2 separate regions of the Homo sapiens genome follow, and region 1 is linked to region 2. A link is a loop called in an ENCODE intact Hi-C map of the cell type or tissue named here. Cell type or tissue: right lobe of liver. All regions are shown on one strand. Links, peaks and the distances in the headings refer to the core of each region. The heading gives the core; the rest is flanking DNA.

What was found. Hi-C counts contacts between places; a loop is a spot of excess contacts. Peaks named below come from ENCODE experiments on the same cell type or tissue, not always from the same donor. Only the 100,000 strongest peaks of a DNase experiment are listed, where the experiment ranks them.
Region 1: it touches region 2 in a loop (4-fold over the local background); 9 of 110 quality-filtered maps call a loop at or near these places.

The regions. Positions count from the first base shown.
Region 1 is chr2:68,642,267-68,650,977 of GRCh38, forward strand. It overlaps PROKR1 (prokineticin receptor 1), which reads left to right and starts at 1,313. Exons shown (of 3, transcript NM_138964.4): 1 at 1,313-1,582; 2 at 3,396-4,040. The coding sequence starts at 3,556. In right lobe of liver, for the core only: a CTCF peak has its summit at 4,265; a DNase peak (open chromatin) is centred at 1,305; H3K4me3 peaks cover 600 bases.
Region 2 is chr2:68,484,555-68,493,265 of GRCh38, forward strand. It overlaps APLF (aprataxin and PNKP like factor), which reads left to right. Exons shown (of 10, transcript NM_173545.3): 2 at 5,636-5,707. Among named protein-coding and RNA genes, the nearest start is that of APLF, 21 kb to the left of the region's middle. In right lobe of liver, for the core only: a CTCF peak has its summit at 3,398 (motif pointing right); no DNase peak of the experiment used is centred there; H3K4me3 peaks cover 680 bases; H3K27ac peaks cover 321 bases.

The DNA of each region.
Region 1 (8,711 bases), core at 1,218-6,217, 160 kb after region 2:
TTACAGTTCCACATGACTGGGGAGGCCTCAGAATCAAGGCAGGAGGTGAAAGGCATTCCTTACGTGGTAGCATCAAGAGGAAACTGAGGGAGAAGCAAAAGTGGAAACCCCTGATAAACCCACAGGATCTCGTCAGGCTTATTCACTATCACGAGAATAGCATGGGAAAAACAGGCTCCCATGATTCAATTACCTTCCCCTGGGTCCCTCCCACAATACGTGGGAATTCTGGGAGATACAATTCAAGTTGAGATTTGGGTGGGGACACAGCCAAACCGTATCACCCTGCTTTTAATTTTTTGGGTTAGACACCCGGAAGTGGAAACACTCGATCATATGGTAATTGTATTTTTTAACTTTTTGAGGAAACCCTATACTGTTTTCTACAGTGGCTTCACCATTTTACTTTCCTACCGACAGTGCACAGGGTTCCAGTTTCTCCACATTCTCACCAACACTTGTTATCATTTCTTTTTACAGCTGGATAATATTCTATTGCATGTATATACTATATGTATTTTGTTAATCCACTTAGCTGATGGACATTTGGGTTGTTTCTGTCTTTTGGCTACTGTGAATAGTGCTGCCATGAACATCAGTGTATGTGTGTCCCTGCTTTCAATAGTTTGGGGTTACATACCTTGGAGTGGGATTGCGGGACTATATGCCTCACGTTTTGAGGAATCTATGGGCTTGTAAAGGTAGACTGTGCTCTGTAAGTCAGCGCTGTCCGTCCCAGCCTTCTAAGCAGACATCCCTGGGCGGGGGTCCTTCCTCTCTCCAGTGTGCTACCCCGCCCCCTTGTTTGCTCTCCAGAAAGCACTTCTCTGAGCCTCTTTTACGGAGAGGTAGGGCAGCTGGCAACAAAGATGGCCCTGGTGTCCGTTCAGGCTGGCCCAGGGGACCAGGTTGGGGCCGGCCCCTGAGTGTCCCCTGAGGAGGTGTGTGAGCAGCGGGGGAGGCTCCTCGGTCCTTTGCAAGCTCGCGGCTGAGCGGGGCCGTGTCCGTCCACTCCGACGGCGCTGGGCTGCCAAGGTGAGCCGCCGAGGAGCCCCGTGCCCCGAGGCGGGCACAGCCGCCCTGCATGGGTGCCCCCGGCGCGGGATTGACGCAGAGCCCTGCCCGGAGCCCCAGCGACCCCGTTCCTGCCCCAGGCGGCCGTTCCGAAGCCTGAGCCGGGCAACGCGCAGCCCGCCTGGCCCGGCTCCCTCCCGCGCGTCCTCGTCGCGAGCTGCCGCCTGGGAGCTCCAGACGCTCCCGCCCAGGGCGATCCGGACGCTCCCGCCCAGGGCGATCCCGGCCTCTGCAGCCCAGCTGGCGACACGCCTCGCCAAGAGCCCGCACCTCGGCGCCTCACGGCCACCGGAGGCGGGGACAGGGAGTCCGGCGCGGGCCGGGTCGGGGGATCTGCAGCGGCGGCGCGAAGGTAACTCCCCCGCCAGAGCCGGGAAAGAGCCCCGAGCAGAGGAGGAAGGGAGCGGGGACCTGCCCTTCGCCTGCCGGCTTCTGGAAGAAGCGTCTCCTGATCCGGCCCCGGAATAAGAAACCCGGACCTTGCCTGCCGGGCTCCGCGATGCCGCAGGTACAGAGCGCGCCCTCCCGGGGAGGATGCTCCAGGGACCCCGCGCTGCACTGGCTGCGGCCGTGGGGTGCGGCGGCTTCTGAGTGAAGAGGGGACTTTGCCAGGGATTCACTCCTGTGAGTTTCTTCAGGAGAGCCAGGCTTCCCCTCCTCTGTCCTTAGGGGAAGCTGCCCAGGCTCCAGGGAGAAAGTTGGGAGCAGGCGGGGGACTTGCCAGCAGGGGTTTGTGAGAGAGGCTTCTAGCGATCGAGAGGTCACCAGGTGGGGGTAGGATTGGGGTTCCCCTCTGAACGGTGAGAATAAAGGAGAAAAGACCTCTGGACAATCATCCTTAATCTCGTGACGCCCTCCTCTCCACCCCCGAAGCTTCTGTATTCTTTGCTTTTAAACACTACTTTGACCCTTCAGGTAGCATGCTTGTAGGGGTACCCCTCCAGGAGTGGCATGCCTCTGCGACCCACGGGACCTGCAAGGAGTGGGGCTTGTCCCGCCTGGGTTCCAAGCCTGCCCCCCTCCTTCTTTTCAGCTGAGTTCTGCCTCTCCTCCCTGAGTGGGCAGAGGGCAAGGGCTGAGCCAGACAGAATTGAGAGCTCGGAGGAAGGAAAAAATCAGGGTAAGGAGTTAGGACAGAGAGGCAGCAATGGGGCTGAGCCTCACTGGGGCGCAGAGGGACTTTAAACTTGGCCCCAAGAAGACAGGCTCCAGATGTTTTGCCTCGGAGGAATATGGAGAGCAGGCTTTCCTGGGGGTGGGGAGGTGGGGTCCTGGGCATCTTCCTCATCTTCCTTTCCCAGGAAAACTCTGGCTTGCATTCTTCCCTCTGTTCTCCTGACATTTGTTTTAGGGTGCTCTCCAGACCTCAGCCCTCCTTCTACGTCCCACTCCCTGGTCTGATGTCTTCAGGGTTTGGGAGGGACTGCAGGGAGAGAGCAGGGGACAGGGGGACTCTGGCTGCCTCCCTGTCCCCACCAGGGCAGCTGACACCCCCCTAGACCCCTCACCCCAGCCCCATTATGTGGTGTGGTGGAGTCCCTGTATCAGGATTTCGCTCCCCTTCCTTGCAGCTGACAGAGGAGGCCTGAGAGCGCAGTAGTAACTCCTTGCAGTTCTAGGGTGTAACACTCTCCTCCAGGGAGCTCCAGGCTGTGCAGACATTATTGATCTCCTGCCTGGCAGAAGTTGAACCTCTGAGTGTTTAAGCTATTTACCCCTGGACACTCAACCAGCCAAGGAAAAATTTTGCTCTAGCGTCCCCATTCTCATCACTTGGTTAGTCACAGGCTGTGACTTTACCCTACAGCCTCTGTCTGGGGACAGGCCTTCATAAATGCTGTTCCCAGCTTCTAGGGTCATAGCAGGTTCTAATGTGGGAACAGGAAGTCCAGCAAATAGTGAGGAAGGTGGCTGCTCTATGGCTCTGTGATTTTAGAGCCATGTTCTGCCAGAAGAGCAAGGAGAGCAGACAGGCTTGTCTGAAAGCCCTCCCTCTTAAATAGCATTTAAAGAAATTTCTTTCTCTTCAGCCTCCCCACACTCCCAACTTTTGTCCTTGAGAAAAGGTGCAACACTTCTGAGTCTTCAGTGGAACAGAAATAAACTGAGCCAGTGCTTGATTGTCTCTATAGCAATCCACCCTTCCCTAATTGAGTATGTGGTTTTCATTCATTTTCTCTCATTGGTTCCTTTATTTCCACTCCATCACCCTATGTTCACTCTGGGCAGGGAGCTAATAGGTCTGCTTAGGTTACAGGGTGGTTTTGAATTTGGCCAGCTTTACTGCAACATATAGCCAACTGTTTGTATGTCTTTCAAAGGTTTAGAATGGAGCTCAGATACCATACCCCAAAGATGCTGGCAGAGACATTCTGACTCATTAAGGGAGAGCTGGCTGATAGCAGAGAGGGGTGACATCAGCCTTGCAGACATTGCCCTGGGGAATTCTGAGCAGTGTTGCTCACAGCACCACCTGGCCAGATGGAGACCACCATGGGGTTCATGGATGACAATGCCACCAACACTTCCACCAGCTTCCTTTCTGTGCTCAACCCTCATGGAGCCCATGCCACTTCCTTCCCATTCAACTTCAGCTACAGCGACTATGATATGCCTTTGGATGAAGATGAGGATGTGACCAATTCCAGGACGTTCTTTGCTGCCAAGATTGTCATTGGGATGGCCCTGGTGGGCATCATGCTGGTCTGCGGCATTGGAAACTTCATCTTTATCGCTGCCCTGGTCCGCTACAAGAAACTGCGCAACCTCACCAACCTGCTCATCGCCAACCTGGCCATCTCTGACTTCCTGGTGGCCATTGTCTGCTGCCCCTTTGAGATGGACTACTATGTGGTGCGCCAGCTCTCCTGGGAGCACGGCCACGTCCTGTGCACCTCTGTCAACTACCTGCGCACTGTCTCTCTCTATGTCTCCACCAATGCCCTGCTGGCCATCGCCATTGACAGGTGAGTGCAGCAGCAGTGGGGACAACAAAGGCGGTCAGGGAGGAAGGGGCATTGGAATTGCCCCCTCCTGTACTGCAGTTGCAGATTGATGAGAGGTGTCTCTATTCCCCCTAGATGTGGTTGCATGGGGGACTCAAAAGCTTGCCCATTGACTGACAGTGAGAAGAGTTCTCCTTTTCCAGCTTTGTTCAGACAGAAGACAGCAGAGCCCTCTAGAGTTGGGTGATGGGAAGCTTTTGATCTCCCTTGCTATGGATGTTTTCCTAGATATTACACCTTTCAAGGTCTAGAGTAGACAGGTAAGAGGAGATATCGAGGGAAACTTTAAGCGTCAGGCAGTTACCTCTTGAGTCAATGTGGAAATCTTGAAGGAGGTTTCTATCTCATCAAGACTTCCTCTACTAAAATATGACCTTCTAGCATCATCTGTTTTTAAATAAGATTCAAGGATTTATGACTGGCTGTGGTAAACAGTTCAAGCCTATAATCCCAGCAATTTGGGAGGCCGAGATAGGAGGAGCATTTGAGGCCAGGAGTTCGAGACCAGCATGGGCAACATATCCAGACCTCACCTTTTGAAAAAATTAAAAAATTAGCTGAGCGTGGTGGTGTGTGCCTGTAGTCCTAGCTAGTTGAGAGGCTGAGGCAGGAGGATCACTTGAGCCCAGGAATTCCAGGCTGCAGTGAGCTATGTTCATGCCACTGTGCTCCAGCCTGGGTGACAGAGGGAGACCTTGTCTCTAAAAAATAAATAAATAAATAAAAATAAAAAGATTGAGGGATTTGTTTTGAAAAAAAAGGGAACATATGTTTATTTACTTTTTGTTGTTGCATTAATCACTTTGCACCTTTTAGTCCATTTGCACAGATAGTGCAGAAGACCTGTTTCTGGTGATCGCAAATAAAATCAGTAAGAGCAGCCTCTGCATATCTTTCTTCAACTTAGTCTCTTCCTTTAGTGTAAACTTGTGCTAATGGGCCAGGCTGGTCTTTGTTCCTCGGGGGACAATCTTTGCTAGCTCCTCTGCCCACAGCTGGACTGTCATTACAAAGCACCTGGTTACAGTCTAGAGACAATTATCCTGAGGATCAAATCAGGCTTCTGTGTACTTGGATCTGAACAGCCTGTCTCTCTCCTTTAACCCAGAGAGCCTGAGGCATACATGCTCTCCCTGTTCTCTGGCCTCAAGGATCTGAGGGGGTTTGACCTGGCCCTCACAGTCAGGACAGTGTTCTAGGGAGGAGCACAGCTAAGAGAGCTTGTTTTCTGAGACCGTAGGCAGGGCGACCAGGGGTGGGATGACCGAAAAGGATAACCTGAAAAAAGGGGGTTACCAAGGAACCTCTGTCTATAAAACCGCTGAGGGGTGGAAACTCTGCCTCCCTTCTCTAGGGAAGGACATCAGGAAGTTAGCAGCTTACATAGCCCTTGGTCTGTCCCCGTAGATCCTTGCAGAGTGCTACTTCTTCTTGGCCAAATTCCCTCCACTGAATCACAGAGCCCTGCAGCTTTTCATTTACCTGGAGGCCAAATTCCCTCCACTGAATCAAAGAGCCCTGCAGCTTTTCATTTACCTGGACAAGGACCCCGCATGAACCCACTGAAGGAGCAGGAGGGGAGCAGTCAAGTAGAGTATCTACTTCGTAGGTTCCTTTCAAAGCTGCCAAGGAAGAGCTCCAGGGACTTTGTCTCTGAACTTTTTTGAAAGTAGAAGCCGCCACCTTCTCTCTTAGCCCATGAACAGGACAAAGCATACAGAGTCATTTCCTGAAGTTTCATACTAGCGAGAAACTACATGTGCTCAGCTACTAAAAGCAGGGTAGGGTGCCTCCTGTGGAGTGGGACCCTACTCCCCGGATGAGATCCATTTTACCACTTGAACGGAGTAACAATGGTAGGAGGAAGTAGCTTCAAGGGGAAAGGAAGCCAGGATACACTAAGGGGCATTGGGTTATTTGGAACATGTAAGAGTGATATCTATGTCAATCAGTCAGTCTCCATCTACTGAACTTCTTCAAGCTTATAACCTCCTTTCATACCAAACAGAGCTTGTCTGAAATACTGCAAGCATTTCTCTTGCAGTGTGAGTTTACACAAAGGAAATTAGATACAATAAGAAAGATGAATTAGAAAAAATGCTTTGCACCGTGGGAGCTTCTATGGTTGAGTGGGGTTATGATAGGAAGCTTGTACCCAGACCTCAAGGAAAGCACCATGTGCCTTCACAGGGCTGCCCAATGGTCTTGGTGGATGAATGGCTGCACCAATGCCCATTCTTTTATTGATGTTTGTGATCTTTGCTGCAATTATTTTTATTTGTATGTGTTGTTACCATCTAATTGTGGTCTAGGAATCATTAATTTTTCTCTGGTCTCACGTGTTGTTCAGGATTTGATCAGTTGGGAGCAACTAATTTTTATCTTGGTTTATAACAGATCTACTTAGTTGTAAAAATGTCTTTATTTTTGCTTAATGAAATTTCTGTAGCCATGTTGGCAGTTATTCTGCCTGGGTTTAAGTACCAGCTGTATTGTGTGTTGGGTATTATGTTAGTTATTTGACCTCTCTCTGCCTCAGTTTTCTCGCCTACAAAATGAGGATAAAAAGAAAGCCTATTGTATTGGGTTGCTTTGAGGATTGAATGAAATAAATATATTTAATTTCTTAGAACAATATTCAAAACAGTAAGCAATAAATAAACAGTGGATATGATAATTCTTAAATTAACCCTTATAGGAATGTCTACAACAAAAAAGCAGGTAAACTAATGAACATTTCTGACACACTAACCTTTTTGCTTTCATTGAAATTATTGTTTTTATGATGTGATTTAAAAAAAATACAAGATTTTTACAAAATGCCAGAACAGAACTATTTATCATCTACCTGCTTGTATTTGTCTATATTATTGGTTCCATTGTTCTCCGAGGCATCTAACCTAGAAGAAAGTCTCCTTTGTCCTGGCTGCTCTCCCTTCTTTACCAGCATTCATTCAACCTCCAGGTCTTGGCAATACCCGTTTGTTCATTCAGGGCTGGTATCCTAGTCTCCTCTTGGTCTTCCTGCCTTCAGTGTTTCTTGGATCTGCCCATCTGTCAACGCTACTCCCCTGACAATCCATCCTAAACTTTCATTCATTCATTCATTTAAACAATCCATTTTTATAGAGTAACTGTGATGTGACAGATGCTATTGCAAGCACTGGAGATACGACAGTGAATAAGACAAAAAAAACTCCTTGCTTTCCTGGAGCTTATAACCAAAGGATGGAGAGAGATCCAGTCAGGCAAACACAAAAGGAAGGTAATTTCAGAAGCAAGAAATACTCTGAACAAAAGAAGTACACAGGTAAAATGTCGAGGGTGGCTGAGGGTGGGACCTATTCTAGGTGAGTAGTCAAGAGAAGGGTCTCCGAGGAGAGGCCTTTGAACTGGCTTCTGAATGACACAGGGGGAAAGAGCCTGCCTTGGGAAGACAGGGAGCAAGCATCCCAGACAAGGGGGATTGTAAGTGAAAAGGCCCAGAGGCAGGAACAAACCAGATGGGTTCTACAAACAGAGGAACAGAGAGAAGCCTCCATGTGGCCCGAGGGAAGTAAGCAAGGCTGCAGCCAAATTAATCTTCTGTCTTGTACGTGTCTCCACTCTCCTGCTTAAAAACAAAAAACCAAACACCGCATATTCTCACTCATAGGTGGGAATTGAACAATGAGATCACATGGACACAGGAAGGGGAATATCACACTCTGGGGACTGTTGTGGGGTGGGGGGAGGGGGGAGGGATAGCATTGGGAGATATACCTAATGCTAGATGACGAGTTAGTGGGTGCAGTGCACCAGCATGGCACATGTATACATATGTAACTAACCTGCACAATGTGCACATGTACCCTAAAACTTAAAGTATAAAAAAAAAAGACCTCTAATAACTCCATTGTCTACAAAGTATGGCTCAAACTCTTTCACCTGTTCTTCCAAACTTTTATTATCTAGCCCCAGACTGCTTCCCAGTCTCATGGTTAAACATATTTATGTCCTGTTTTCCCAAAAATAGTTGCAATCTTTCTGAGAACTGTCCCCATGGCTTTTTATATATTAAAAATAAATTTTTTTAGAGATGAGATCTTGCTATGCTGCCCAGGCTAGTCTTGAACTAGTCTCAAGTAATTATTGTGCCCCGACCTCCCAAAGTGTTGGGATTACAGGTGTGAGCCACTGTGTCCAGCCAGCTTTTTACATGTCTATTCACCCAGCGCTAGGCACTCAATGAGGGTGAAGTTGCACCAAAATCCTGTTAGGTACTCAGAATTCACAGAGAGTAAAAGGTTATAAAAGAAGTAAGACATAATCACAGCTCTTGGGGGGCTGACCATCTAGAGTTGGGGGTAGGGTGGGACCAGGGAGAACTAACACTTACAAAACAGTTAAAGAATAAGTAAAGGATAAATTTTAAATAACATTTAGAGAAGGGTGAGATCATTTTGTGCCGGAGTAGTCAGAGGAGGCTTCATGGAGGAGGTGGATTTCTAACTGTCCTTCAACAAATGAAGATCAACAAAGGAGAGGAAAGTTTTCCCAAGAGAGTGGGTAGAACAGTGTGTGGAAAAGCCTAGAGGTGGGATTGCCTGAAGTGAATTTGAGGTACTTTAGAGAGGGATGTCAGGTATGGGT
Region 2 (8,711 bases), core at 1,401-6,400:
GGTGGCGCATGCCTGTAATCCCAGCTACCCGGGAGGCTGAGGCAGGAGAATAGCTTGAACCTGGGAGGCAGAGTTTACAGTGAGCCTAGATTGTGCCATTGCACTGCAGCCTGGGCAGCAGAGCGAAGCTTAGTCTGAAAAAAAAAAAAAAAAAGTTTAAGGCCAGGCACAGTGACTCATGCCTGTAATCCCAGCACCTTGGGAGGCCCAGGTGGGCAGATCACTTGGAGCCAGGAGTTTGAGACCAGCCTGGCCAAAATGGCAAAATCCCATCTCTAAAAAAAAAAATAAATACAACAATTGTTAGAGGAATGTATATTAATCACAGTTGCTTTTGACTACAAGTAACAGAAATTTGACAAACAGCAATTTAATCAAATAAGGTATTGATTTTTCTTCTGTAATATGCCTGTGTGTGTGTGTGTGTGCGCACATTTTTTTCTTTCTCCTGAACACAGTTGAAAGTACATACATGCATTATGGCAGTTCACTAAATATGTCAACATGTGTCACCTAAGAACAAGGACATTTCTATATAGCTATATTCTGTTATTATATTCTAGAAATGTGTAACTGTGCCATAAATTTTAATATCCCATACTCGGTTTTGTACATCGTTTTCAATAATGCACTTTTTGCATTTTTTTAAAAAAAATCAGGATCCAGTTAAATTTTTTTTAATTTAATCTAGAACGGTTTTCTTGCCTTTTGTCTTTAATGACATCAGTGCTTCTGTGAGTCCAGGCCAGTTATTCCTAGAGTGTCCCACAATTTTTGTTTTTCCGATTGTTTGCACATAATTTGATTCACATTAAACATTTTTGTTGAAAATATTAAGTAGGTGATGTTTATTCAGAGTACCACATTAGGAAGCACATCTATCAGTTTGTCCTCCTGTGGTGATGTGGTAAGTGTAATCACCTTGGTAAGGTGGTATCTGCCAGATTTCGCAGTTAATCTACCATTTCCTTTGTCAGTAATCTGTGGAGTGATACTGAGACTTCATGAATATTTATTCCCAACAGACCTTTTTCTTGTTGGGAAATAAACATCCTTTTATCCGTTCCTAACTTAATTTTTACATTGATAGTTAGAAAATAGTGATTTTTCTGGTTCTACCATTTTTTCTGCTTTAGCTGGCATTCTTTTATAAAGAAATGCATCTCTCCCAGCCTTACCCTCTGATAATACTGGAATACAGCACACTGAATCACAAAATAATCCATGATTCATATGGAATCTTTTTTATTATCTCTTTTTTTTTTTTTTTTTTGAGACAGGGTCTCACCCTGTCGCCCAGACTGGAGTGCAGTGGCGCGATCATGGCTCACTGCAACCTTGACCTCCTGGGCTCAAGCAATCTTCCTACCTCAGCCTCCCAAGTATTAATATTTGGGACTATAGGCACATGCCACCCTGTCCAACTAATTTTTTACTTTACGTAGATTTGTATGGAATCATGGATTATTTTGGGATTCAATTTGCTGTATTCCAGTATTATCACTATTTTGATGCTCGAATTGTTCTAAATTTGGTCAATCAGAGTTTTTTTGCACTGGTTTCTCTGTCCTTCTGACATGCACCCATCAATTTTTGAGCATTTCTTTGTCCTCTGGCACAAGAAGATATCCTAGGTCCACATTATACTTTTTGTGCTTCAGACCTGGAATGTGACATTTCTCAAAAGAGCTCTGGTTTCTTTCAGTGGGGAATGGTATTTTGAAGCCAAAATCTATACTATTGGATTTATTTTTTTCTTCCAAGTGTCCTCCTTCTCCCTGAGAAGTGGTGCCTTTTCTGAGCTTGCTATACCTGGTTCCACATATTTTTATGCCTCTCTTTTGGATTCTCTATTAGCTTGGCCTCTGCAATGTTGGATCTGAAATGTGTTTTTAGTATTTCCCAGTAAAAGTGTGACTTAATTTTTTTTGGGAGTGATACCTATGCTTCAGCACCCCTAGATTCCCACTCCCTCTCTCCTCTGTTTCTGTCATTTGCCACCTGATTTTCTCTGCTCCAGCATAGGTTCTGGGGCTTGATCTTCTGAAACTGGCATTTCTCATCTCTCTTACATGTAAGTTAAAGTTTTTAGTAATCTCCATCTCCTAGTTTTACATTACATATGGGATGGGATATGGGTAGTTTTATTTGCTCTATTTGTTGATTTCTTTGAAGAATGTGTGTTGTGATTAGAATTTAGGTGACTATAATTATTCTATAAAAATTGGAATTCTTCAATTTAACTTTTTATGGCTTTCTAAGATGTGAAATATCTGACTTTCAGTTGAAGTTTTAATTTAAACTTGGTGACTCTTGGTAATCAGTAAGTAAACTTGGGCAAGCCTTCAGTATATTTTGAAGTAATTTATGCCATTTGTCCTACCCTAAATGGCCTCTAACCAGTGTATTCTTTTTGAGTCCCTGGGTTTCTTTGCTTTTTAGTAGCCTTTCTCTTTCCACTTGCAGACCAACATCAGTCATTTTCTTCTGTTGTCAGTGTGCTGTCTACTAAATCCTATCCACTTTATGAATAGAGAATTAAGAATTTGGATGACATATCTTGTTAGACTTAGGTATGCCATTAGATAAGCAGGACCAAATGAAAGCCTGAGGGCCTCTTGGAGCTTTATTTAGGATCTGAATCTCCTCTGAATGTCTATTTGGTTATTAAATAGCCATTTCTGCCTTATTTCCAGTTCTTTACTGTGTTCTAGTTTGACAGTTAAACTGGGTAAATCATCTTAAAAACAGGTTTTGCTTTAGGTTTCATGTAATGATATTGAGGGATGCAATACAACGTTAAGAGCATGAATGGTTCTGGAATCTGATTCCTTAGGTTCAGATCCTGGCCCTACTACTTATTGGTTGTGTAACTGAGTAGTTGCTTAAACTCTCTGTACTTCCATTTTCTCACCTATGAAGTGAAGTATAATAATAGTATCTTCACAGATTTTGTGAAGACTGAAAAAGATGATACATGACAAGTCTAGAATGGTGCTTTGGTGTTGATAATTGATTGTTATTACAGTTGATGTATTAATAAATAATAAAAATGTGTTGGATATTCACTCTGTATAAGGAGCAGTGATAGGCTGTTAAATAAAGCAGATCATCAGATCTTTAGGATAATCTGTTTGTCACTTGCTCCCCACCCCTCTCCGTATATCAATCGTGACATTAAAATGTTTTAATGATAATTTATTAAACCTTTATGCTTCCCATTGAGAAAGTGCAAATGGTTATTTTATTGTGTATTCACTATTTAGGGTTTTACTTTAAAAGGAACACTATAAATGTCTGAGTGATGTTAATTTCAAAGATTGTTTATAGCATTCTTTTTGTATTCTATAAAGACACATAGCTTGTAATGAAATTACACTGTTGTGGAGTTATGTGTCCACTAGAGGTCACATTATACTTTTATATTACTTAAAATGTCTTTTATCTTCGTAGTGTCAGTGAAGCTTACTTCAAAGAAAGACAGAGATAGGAAAAGTTCATGTATTGCTTCCTGAAAAAATACAGTTTAAAAAAGGAAAGAAAGAAATTTAAGATGGACTGTTAAAGGAACCAGCTTTATATGCCATAGTTTTATATTTGATAGCTTATTACTCTGTTGGTTAGAAAATTGGTTCGTAGTATGGAAGTAACAATGAGATTTTGGTACCCAAGTCAGAAATAGGAACTGCTTACTCTCAGCCGCATTTTTTGAAATTACTTTTGAATGATTACATGTAGGTACAGTCATGTATAAATGTGTTCTACATTTATTATCTTTTTTTTTTTTTTTTTTTGAGGCAGGGTCTCACCGTGTCCCCCAGGCTGGCATGCAGTGGCACGATCATGGCTCATTGCAACCTTGACCTCCTGGGTTCAAGCAATCTTCATACCTCAGCCTCCCAAGTATTAATATTTGGGACTATAGGCACATGCCCTCTGTCCAGCTAATTTTTTACTTTATGTAGAGATGGGGGTCTCACTGTGTTGCCCAGGCTAGTCTTGAATTCCTGGGCTCAAGGAGTCTTCCCACTTCAGCCTCCCAAAGTGCTGGGATTGCAGCCACCACACCCTGCCTATTACCTATTTTTATTAAAAGGAGTGTGGATTTGGAGTGCTGCCTACTTGGAGAGTGACCTACCCAAGTTACCTAAATTCTCTGGACTTTCAATTTCTATGTAAAGTGTTAATAATAGCTATGGCAATGTTATGTTGAATCACAACATTTAAGTGAAAGTTCTGTGCAAATGATGCAATGAGTCATCAGATAACTGCTGTTGTTTTTAGCCTACTAAGGTACAATCTGATATACCTAATGCTAAATGACGAGTTATTGGGTACAGCACACCAGCATGGCACATGTATACATATGTAACTAACCTGCACATTGTGCACATGTACCCTAAAACTTAAAGTATAATAATAAAAAAAAAGGTACAATCTGGGAAAAAGAAAGGAATCTTTAAATTTTTAGCCTCTTTTTTTCTGAAACAATAGATTATTAGTTTGTACTTACTTCTTGGATAGCCATTGTGGCTAACAATAGATTGTGAAAAATTCATTCATGTGATACTCATTCCGATGCTTGATATTACTGTCTATATGTTACAGCCTTAAGTGTGGAACAGCTATCTGGTTAAAAAAATGAGTACTGACTCCTGGCAGTTTCACATTTTTTGTGGAACTAATAGGTTTAATTGAGTTTATGTGTTGGTATGGTCTATTTTTTACTGATAATTTTGGTCCTTATGCGGATAATGCCAACATTCAAGTGCTGAATATCAAGGTTACCAAGAGATGGGTCAGGTAGTTATGGTGTTATTGAAGTTGGTGCTTAACATGTTTTCATTATCTATCAATCAACCACAAATAAAAAAGGCAATCTTAACTATTGTATTTACAGTGAAAAGGGAAAGCTTTGATTGGCACTGTCAGCATTTAACATGCAAACAATTTTTGAACTTTGGTATGTGGAAATGATTGTGAGCCTAAGTAGAACACTGTTGGCTCAAAACAGGAAGCAAATAGATATTTTTAAAAAATGCTAATTTATTTCTTACTGAAAATGTTTGGTTTTCACTATTCCCCTTCTTGCCTTCCTGAACTCTTAACTGCTGCTGATGGCCCCAGAGTTTGCATGCAGTTCTGCCTGATCTGGGTCTCTTTGACCCCAAAGCCTATAGTCAGACCCTTTTACACTTACCAGATCCTCGAGCATGGGATCTCTTCCTTTTAAAACCTTTATCATCATGACATACTATATGTTTCTTGTATTTGAAATGTTTTCTGGTAAGTACATATTATATACAGACTTTTCGTATTTTATGAATTTTCTTGGTAAGAATCCCCAGTAGATGTCTGTCATGAATGGAAACTATCATGCAAGGTTTTGGGATCCGTTAGATTCTAGGCTTGAGGCTCTGTTGTTGACTCTTCCATGACTTTGGGCAGGTTTTTTTAATCTCATTATTTGTTAAATGAGGACAATCATTTCAATATACAGTTGTTGAATGAATGATATATTTCATATCTAGTCTACTGATTTCAGAAACATCGCCAAGGGTTTCGTTTGCCTTTTTGTTTTGTTGCTTTTTAAGGAGGTGGCTATTCTTAATCTTTTAATTTTTTTACTGTATAGATAACAGACAAGAGAGTATCCAGAAGACATGCCATTCTTGAGGTGGCAGGTGGTCAGCTGCGAATCAAACCGGTAAATATGTTATTAATGATTCATTTTAACTTTCATCTCTTACCCTTTCAGTTCCCAAGCAGAGGTGCCTATTTTCTAAGGTTATGGGAATAGGGAATTAATGTCAGAATATACCCTTCTCATTGCCAGAAAATAATTAGGAGATAAAGATCTAAACTGTGAGGAAAACTACATATTTTCTCATAGGACAATGCCACATTTACCTAATTAGAATTTCAATGAAAGATGACTGCCAGTTCATGTATATATTATGATTTGGTTTAAAATTGAATACTCCAAATAATAAGAAAGCCCATAACTATTAATGGTTGGTTTTTTGAGCTGGGGTAGTGACCAAAGTAACTTAAATGTTATAGGGTTATATTTTAACATATTCTCTATCACTCTGTATAGAGTTGAATATTTCTAAAACTTAGACTTTGTTCAACTTCGAGGTTTGAAAAATGATTTTAATTTGAAAGTTTTTGTTGAGGGCTCGAATTTTAATTGCTTGCTTTATAGTTTACTGCTGCGAAATCACTGATGATATGCAGGGACAGCCAGTTTCCAAGAATATACAATGTGATTATTCCTTTTCATTTGCAGAGTCTATTGTGTAAGAGAATGAAATACGTACATAAGGGTCCATTTATTTTAGACTAGATCGTATGGTGGTAAAATTTCATGGAATTCATTAATTTATAACTTTTTAAAACCAATTTGTATTTTCATATTTTATATACCACTGCCTGTTAAATCATTAGTTCTTTCTTTTACACAGATAGTACTTGCTTTTATTATCCTATGTTTAACTGTTTGCAAATTTGGAAAGCATCTTTTTAATTTTAGTACTTGGAAATTTTTTGAATAAAAAATTATTCAATGTATTCACCTTATCTCAACCTTGAATAAATAATCTTTAAAAGAGTTTATGTCTCATCTTCATTCTGCATTATCTTATTGTCTTGAAAAAGTGTTAATATCTGGAGTCAACACTTCTTTAGGAGCCACTGTATTTACCATTAGATATTCATCTCTGTATCCTCTCCAGCTATCTTATTCTTCTGAGATGACATACTGGATCATAAGGCCCTTGAGTGTAGGAACTCTGACTAATCTTTGTATCCCTAGTGTTTAGCATAGTGCCTAAGACATAGTAGGTATTTAATTAATATTTGTTGAATGCATGAGTAAACGCTGTGGTGAGAACTATCTATGGCATATCTAGGAGTGGGAACATGGTAGATTTTTACAAAAGTATGTTATTCTCTAGTGCCCAATTTCTAATACCCTGCCAATGAACTACCATGGCCTAAAATAAGTTTTTTTGTTGTTACTAAAGCACATTAAAGGAAAGAATAGAGGGATCTTGAAATATAGAAATGATTATTTTTTATTTATATAGATTTAGGGAGTGCAGTGCAGTTTTGTTACATGATTATATTGTGAAATGGTGAAATCTGAGCTTTTAGTGTAACCGTCACCTGAATAGTGTACATTGTACCCATTAGGTAATTTCTCAACCCTGTCCCACCTCTCACACTACCACCCTTCTGAGTCTCCAGTGTCTGCTCTGCCACTGTGTCCATGTCAGCACATTTATTTTGTGAACAAATTAACCAGTGGAATTGTGGACAACTCAATAGATATCAGATTTTCTCTTTACACTCTTTGTTTACTCAATGATAAGAAGAAACCCTTCTTATAACAAAATTGACATGGCATTAAATTTTTTTATATCAAAAATAGGTGATTAGAAAACCGTCATATTTACTAATGCATGAATATTTTAAACATTTACATTTTTTCTCAGTGTTAATCAAGGACATTTATATTTTAAAATGTTTTATAAATTGGCTTTAATAAAGGTGCTTAGTTGGAGTTGTGTCTATACTTGGCTGAAAATTATTCAGATATATTTTGTACTTTTGTGGCTATTCAAAAGAGTACTAATAAGGCTGGGCGCGGTGGCTCACGTCTGTAATCCCAGCACTTTGGGAGGCCGGGGTGGGTGGATCACGAGGTCAGGAGATCGAGACCATCCTGGCTAACACGGTGAAACGCCGTCTCTACTAAAAATACAAAAAATTAGCCGGGCACGGTGGTGGGCGCCTGTAGTCCCAGCTACTCTGGAGGCTGAGGCAGGAGAATGGCGTGAACCCGGGAGGCGGAGCTTGCAGTGAGCCGAGATTGTGCCACTGCACTCCAGCCTGGGCGACAGAACGAGACTCCGCCTCAAAAAACAAACAAAAAAAGAGTACTAATAATGTAAAATAAATATGCCCAAATTAAAGGTGATTTTATTAGTTGAAAATCTTACCTTGAGTTAAATTTTATCCAGTATGTACTGAGCCAAATTTCTATGTGAGATTTTAGCAGTGTTCAGTTATAAAAAGGCTCCTTTTTAAAATACTCTTCACTTTTACTGGGTCTTTAATTAGATGGTACGCAGATCATAAAACCACTATGTATGACATTAACAGGTGTCTTTTGAGCACAAAACTGTAGTAGAAATAATACTAGAAGCTAGAGCAAAAATTCCTCATGACCACTAGATATAAAACTAAAATTTGGAATGATTTATTTAAGTTATACCTCTGTTTATGATCTTTTAAATATTATTTAGTGTAATTTTGTAAACTTTCCCATAAATGTGATGTTTAGACATGGGAGAAAGGTAGCTCTTTTTTATCCTTTTTCGAGTACCTTTTTTTGACAACTTAGAATGTCATAGCCTTCTGGAGAACGTCTGATCTTAAATACTCAGCAAATTCTAGAATGGGAATGAGAGCCCAGGTTCTTTGAACTCTGTAGTATTTTTTTGTTGTTGTTATGTTTCTGAAGTCAGGATTCTCTTGGCATTGGGTGTCTTTTCTTTAAAAAAATTTCTTCAAGTTACAACTAATTGATGATCTGTCTTAACAAGAAGTTTTAGTGCCTTCAGTTGAATAATATTTTAGAACTGAAAGCAACCTTAGATTTGGACTTATGTATGTGGAAATTTGACTGGGCCAGGGCTAGCATT